Linked DNA regions of Homo sapiens: region 2 is linked to region 1. A link is a contact called in ENCODE Hi-C data. All regions are on one chromosome and are shown on one strand. Each heading gives the region's core, a stretch centred on a gene start or an enhancer-like site at or near the end of the contact. The rest is flanking DNA. Distances are from core to core; before and after follow the strand shown.

Region 1 (2,937 bases), core at 430-2,929:
AGAGACAAATCTCTCGATTTAAAATGTTTTGTTGCGGTGGCTCATGCCTGCGATCCCAGCACTTTGGGAGGCTGAGGCGGGCAGATCACCTGAGGTCGGGAGTTTGAGACCATCCTGGCCAACATGGTGAAACCCCGTCTCTACTAAAAATACAAAAATTAGCTGGGCATGGTGGCATGCGCCTGTAATCCCAGCTACTCGGGAGGCTGAGGCAGGAGAATCGCTTGAACCCATGAGGCGGAGGTTGCAGTGAGACGAGATTGCATCACTGCCCTCCAGCCTGGGCGACAGAGCGAGACTCTGTCTCAAAAAAATAATAAAATGTTTTATTTGGGAAGCAAGAATTGACATTCGAGGCATCCACACAGACCAGGCGGTCTTCAGAACTTTCAAAGAACAAAGAGGTTAGAGGTTTTTATAAGAAACAGAAATGTTAGGTATTGTTTTGCAAGAAAGTTCATTGACACTAGCAACGTTCTGGGGAGCTGGCAAGTTCTGACTGGTAAGTGACAGCAGAGGGAAAAACTAGTCTTAGAGTCACGGCAGGTTTTTTCAGTACCAGTTAGACTGCTTCCAGGTTACAACAGGCAGTTTTAACAGCCAGGCTTGCAGAGAATCACTTTCTTGGAGCAATGGTATCTGCCCTAAGTGTTTTCCCCCCGGCCTCTCAACTTTGTTTTAGTTGGATATGACAAGAAGGATCCAATTCACATGATCAACTTTCACAATTTTTTTTTTCTGTTTGTTTTTTGAGACGGAGTCTCACTCACTCTTTTGCACAGGCTGGAGTGCAGTGGTGCAATCTCTGCTCACTGCAACCTCCCCCTCCCGGATTCAAGCAATTCTCCTGCCTAAGCCTCCAAATTAGCTGGGATTACAGGCGCGTGCTACCACGCCCAGCTAATTTTTGTATTTTTAGTAGAGACGGGGTTTCACCATGTTGGCCAGGCTGGTCTCGAACTTCTGACCTCAAGCGATCCGCCTGCCTTGGCCTCCCAAAGTGCTGGGATTACGGGCATGAGTCACCGCACCCAGCCACAATTGTATTTTTATTGGACAGAGCTGATCTAGAGGTTAAAATGAGGAATTCCGGAGCTAGGCTGGCTGGATTCAAATCCCTACTAGCTGGTGATCATAGACAAGCCACTTGGCCTCTGCTGGTCTCAGTTTTTTCACCTGTGAAGTAAAGGGCATAACAGCACCTACTTCATGGGGTTGCCACCCTGGCTGGCAGTAAAACCGTCCATAAAAGTTGGCTGGTGTTACTATTGGTTGCATTAATTTTTAGCAGCCGGAGCCTGTTTTCTCCTGTGAAATGAAGATAACCACGCCCGACCTTAAAGGTGATGGAAATTTTTTAACACGTTAACGGATACGAGGCCTCCCACTCAGAAGCCTGACCAAAATAACAATGGTTGCTCAGAGCCAGACGTCTCATTGCTACTAACGAATTAGGGACACTTCAAGGGGCCGGCTGGAGGGGACGGCTGTGAGCAGCAGGCCTTGGCTCCTGGCTGCACCTGGCCCCGTCGCGGGAAGCAGGTTGGGTTTGGAGAGCGGGAGGGAGCAGGCGGGAGGGGCTGGCGAGTAAGAAAGAGGATGCAGGGGTGGGTGAAGCTGGCTAGTAAGAGGGGAGGGGCCGGCGAGTAAAAAGGACGCAGAGGGGCGTGGGGAGCTTGCGGCACAGCTAGGGCATCCCGGCGAGGAGCGCCGCCAGGCCCCGGGGTAGGACTTGGGGTGCGGTGTCGGTGCGGCCGCCGAGGGGGGCTGATTGCATGCAATTCGGGGCATACACACAGACCGCGGGGTCTCCGGGATATCGGGGCTATCAAGGACGGGCTGGGGGATGGGGACTTGGGGACGGGGCCCAGGGATGGTGAAGACGGGGGTGCGGCTGGCAGAATCAGGGCAGGCAGAGGCTGCGCGCCGCGGAGGCTGCTGGTCCCTGACGCCTTGACCCTTCCTCTCCCGCAGCCACAGCCGGGCCTGGCGGGGGGACCATGGGCGCCTCGGTCTCCAGGGGCCGGGCCGCCCGGGTCCCCGCGCCGGAGCCGGAACCCGAAGAGGCGCTGGACCTGAGCCAACTACCCCCAGAGCTGCTTCTGGTGGTGCTGAGCCACGTCCCCCCGCGCACGCTGCTCGGGCGCTGCCGCCAAGTGTGCCGGGGCTGGCGAGCCCTGGTGGACGGCCAGGCCCTGTGGCTGCTGATCCTGGCCCGCGACCACGGCGCCACCGGCCGCGCGCTGCTGCACCTCGCCCGCAGCTGCCAGTCTCCCGCCCGTAACGCCAGGCCTTGCCCCCTGGGCCGCTTCTGCGCGCGCAGACCCATCGGACGCAACCTTATTCGCAACCCCTGCGGCCAAGGTGGGATCTCGGAAGAGGAAGTCCAGGATGCTGGGCCACAGTGGGAGCGGTAGCGGGGCCGGAGGGGCGGGGCCGCACTGGGACCGGTACTAGGGGCCGCAGGGGCAGGGCCGCAGTGGGACCGGTGGGAGGAGTCGGAGAGGCGGGGCAGCATTGGGAGCCGGTGTGAGGTGCCGGAGGGGCGGGGCAGCATTGGGAGCCGGTGGGAGGTGTCGGAGGGACGAGGCAGCATTGGCACGCAGGGTGCAGGGCTGACTGGGCAGGGCTTCACCGTTTGCCTGTGGGAGGGGTGGGAGTGGGGCAGTTCTGGGAGCCCGAGAGAGGGGTTGGAGGGGCAGGGCTTTGCTGCAAATCAGTGAGAAGGGCCAGAGGAGCGGGGCTTTGCCCTGAGCTGGTGGGAGGGGAAGGGGGCGGGGCCTCGGTGGGAAGGGTCAGGTGAGTGAGCTGCACTGTGAGCACGTGGGAGGGGCTAGGGGCGGGGTCTCACTAGGAACCAACAGGCGGGCGACTGGAACTTGGGCACAAGCCTTTTTTATTTCACAGAAGGCCTCCGAAAGTGGATGGTGCAACACG
Region 2 (3,182 bases), core at 406-2,905, 450 kb before region 1:
GTAGAGATGGGGTTTCACCGTGTTAGCCAGGATGGTCTCCGTCTCCTGACCTCGTGATCCGCCCGCCTCGGCCTCCCAAAGTGCTGGGATTACAGGCGTGAGCCACCGTGCCCGGCCGGGTCTGTGGGATTTAAAGTAACTAGTGGGAAGGCTGGATTTTTGGCTGCTGAGGAAAGACAAAGTTTAGGAAGCTGATCCAGGCCTATCCTTCCCCATCTTCCCCTCTTTCCTTTATCCTGGTACAGGAACCAACTAGAAAGACTAGAACCTTAAGGAGTGGAAGGGAGAAGAAAGAAGACTTCCCTGGTTTTCAAGGTAGGTGTCTTATTTGGCTGCCCTATTGAGGAAGGAGCCAGGGAATGAAGACGAGAGAAGCTGGTAGTGGGCAAGAGTGGGAGGTTCCACAGTGGACCAGGGAGGCCAAGGAACAAAACTGGGGGACAGGGATATGTCCCTCACCAAAGATATAGACGACGCTCACAGTCCCACCAGCTCCAAGCAGCCCAGCAAGCCAGAGCGCAACTTTTTTGGCATAGCTGGGACCCTCTGAGCCCGGCTGCTGCTGTGGCCCTTGCGCCTTAGTGCTCCCGCGGCTCCCGATCTCTGCGGCCTGCGGTTGAGAAAGGGGAGGTCAGCCAAGAGAGAAGAGAGGTCAGGATGGTCCCCACCCTCCAGTCCAAGAAGAATCAAGTTCAGGAGCCAAGAGGCAGACACCCACAGAGCCCTGGACATCTGTGTCCCTGGAGTAGCAGTCAGGATGTGGGGCTGCTCAGAGGGTCAAAACCAGACTGTCCCGCACCAGGATGCCAGGAGTTTTAAAAGCTAACAGGCCAGGTGCACAGGATCCTGAAGGCAACAGGACTGGAGGGTCTGCAGCCCAGAAAAGCAAAGCACGGAGAATAAGGGATGGGAGGGCCTAAACACTGGGATGAGAGGGAACGGAGGGCACAAGTGGTGGGGGAAGGGGTACAGACAGAACCGGGAGTTACGACGTCCGGCTGCTTGGGGCTAAAAGTAGCAGAGTTATAGGGTAAGGGATAGGAGCGGAGGCGGGGAAGGGCAATCACTTGTCTGGGGCTTGGGGAACTAAGGCACAGAAGTGATAGACTTGGAGGTCAGAATGGCTGGGTCTCTGTCAACATGGAGGCAAGTCGAATTGGAAACCCAAACGTCTACCTCGCCACCACCAACGCCACAGAGAAAATAACTCCCACGGCCAGACTGGGACTCCAGCGTCCCAGGCCCCTCCTGCTCAAGTATCACCTGAGTGGTCACTGAAACGGGGAACGGTAACCCCCTCCTCCTCCGGCACCCACGTGGGTGGGAGGTGGGGTCTAAGGACACACCTGGATTCCCAGCCTCCAGCCTAGGGGAGCAACCACCCAGGAGGTTGGGAAGGGCCCCAAAACACAAGCGGCGTTTCATTCAGCACCCTGAGGTGAGGCGTCCCGGAACCCCCAAGGGGCGGCGATATGTCCGTAACTCCAGGGAAGGGACCCCACATTCAGAGGGCCACCCTCGTTCCGCTCACCTGATCTGGGGCCCGGCGGGGCGGCGTCGCCAACCTCGTGCACAGTCCCCGCGAGCCGAGCCGGAGCCCGCTTCGCAAGCGCGAGAACACCGCTGCCGAGGCCGCCATCTTGCGCTGACGCCACGCGGCCCCGCCCACTCGCTCCCTCTTCGCCCGCCCCGGGCCGGAGCTACAGCCAATGGAAACGCGGGGGAGGGGCGGGTGGACGGAAGCCCGAGAGAGACCAAAGGCATCGGGCGGATTGCCGCAGGCGCGTTTGCTTCTGACTAGTCTCCTGGCTGACCCTGGGGGCGACAACTGGGATTCAAAGTCATCTGGACCACGCCCCCTTGGGCCTTGCAGAGCGCCACCGCCCCTGCAAAGGACGCAGCGAAGGAAGGGATCACACTTATTGCCCAGAGATAAAGCTGAGGCCATAATGAAGGGAGTCAGTGGCTGCCTGATTTGTCCAAAAAAATAGTCACGAGTCAGGCCGCTTGTCTCACCGTGTAAGGCAATCGGCCCTCACCTCCCAATTGTCTGAAGGGATGGGTTGCCCCTCCACACCTGTGGGTGTTTCTCGTTAGGTGGAACGAGAGACTTTGGAAGAGAAAAAGACACAGAAACAAAGTATAGAGAAAGAAATAAAGGGGGCCCAGGGGACCAGCGTTCAGCATACGGAGGATCCCTCCAGCCTCTGAGTTCCCTTAGTATTTACTGATCATTCTTGGGTGTTTCTTGGAGAGGGGGATGCGTCAGGGTCATAGGATAATAGTGGAGAGAGGGTCAGCAGATAAACACGTGAACAACGGTTCATAGACAAGGTAAAGAATTAAATGCTGTACTTTAGATATGCATACATATAAACATCTCAGTGCCTTACAGAGCAGTATTGTTGCCCGCATGTTCCACCTCCAGCCCTAAGGCAGTTTTCCCCTATCTCAGTAGATGGAACATACAATCGGGTTTTATACCAAGACTTGCCCAGGGACGGGCAGGAGACAGATGCCTTCCTCTTGTCTCAACTGCGAAGAGGCGTTCCTTCCTGTTTTACTAATCCTCCTCAGCACAGACCCTTTACGGGTGTCGGGCTGGGGGACGGTCAGATCTTTCCCTTCCCATGAGGCCATATTTCAGACTATCACATGGGGAGAAACCTTGGACAATACCTGGCTTTCCTAGGCAGAGGTCCCTGCGGTCTTCCGCAGTGTTTGTGTCACTGGGTACTTGAGATTAGGGAGTGGTGATGACTCTTAAGGAGCATGCTGCCTTCAAGCATCTGTTTAACAAAGCACGTCCTGCACAGCCCTTAATCCATTTAACCCTGAGTTGACACAGCACATGTTTCAGAGAGCACGGGGTTGGTTATAGAGAACCCCGTCATCTATAACAGGGTATGGTTATAGATTAACAGCATCTCAAGGCAGAAGAATTTTTCTTAGTACAGAACAAAATGGAGTCTCCTATGTCTACTTCTTTCTACACAGACACAGTAACAATCTGATCTTTCTTTTCCCCACATTGTCAGAAATAGACATTGAGGCCCAGAAAACGACCTGAAAAGCCAGCCCTCGAAAACTCTTCTGGCCAGGCGCTGTGACTGACACCTATAATCCCAGTGCTTCGGGAGGCCGAGGCAGGAGGATCGCTTGAGGCCAGGAGTTTGAGACCA

What was found. Hi-C counts contacts between places; a loop is a spot of excess contacts on that map. Pooled maps may share reads with other maps.
Region 2: a pooled map shows a loop between it and region 1 (17-fold over the local background). The contact joins the promoter of TIMM50 here to the promoter of FBXO27 in region 1. A Hi-C loop is called at or near these places in 4 of 50 pooled maps.

Annotation. Positions count from the first base shown.
Region 1 is chr19:39,031,291-39,034,227 of GRCh38, reverse strand. FBXO27 (F-box protein 27) reads left to right here and starts at 1,679. Exons shown (of 6, transcript NM_178820.5): 1 at 1,679-1,725; 2 at 1,975-2,364; 3 at 2,908-2,937. The coding sequence starts at 2,001. RefSeq lists silencers at 1,901-1,970, 2,031-2,180, 2,381-2,460, 2,611-2,850, 2,700-2,882 and an enhancer at 1,792-2,584.
Region 2 is chr19:39,479,311-39,482,492 of GRCh38, reverse strand. TIMM50 (translocase of inner mitochondrial membrane 50) reads right to left here and starts at 1,655. Exons shown (of 11, transcript NM_001001563.5): 1 at 1,532-1,655; 2 at 460-610. The coding sequence starts at 1,639. RefSeq lists enhancers at 1,203-1,252, 1,373-1,967.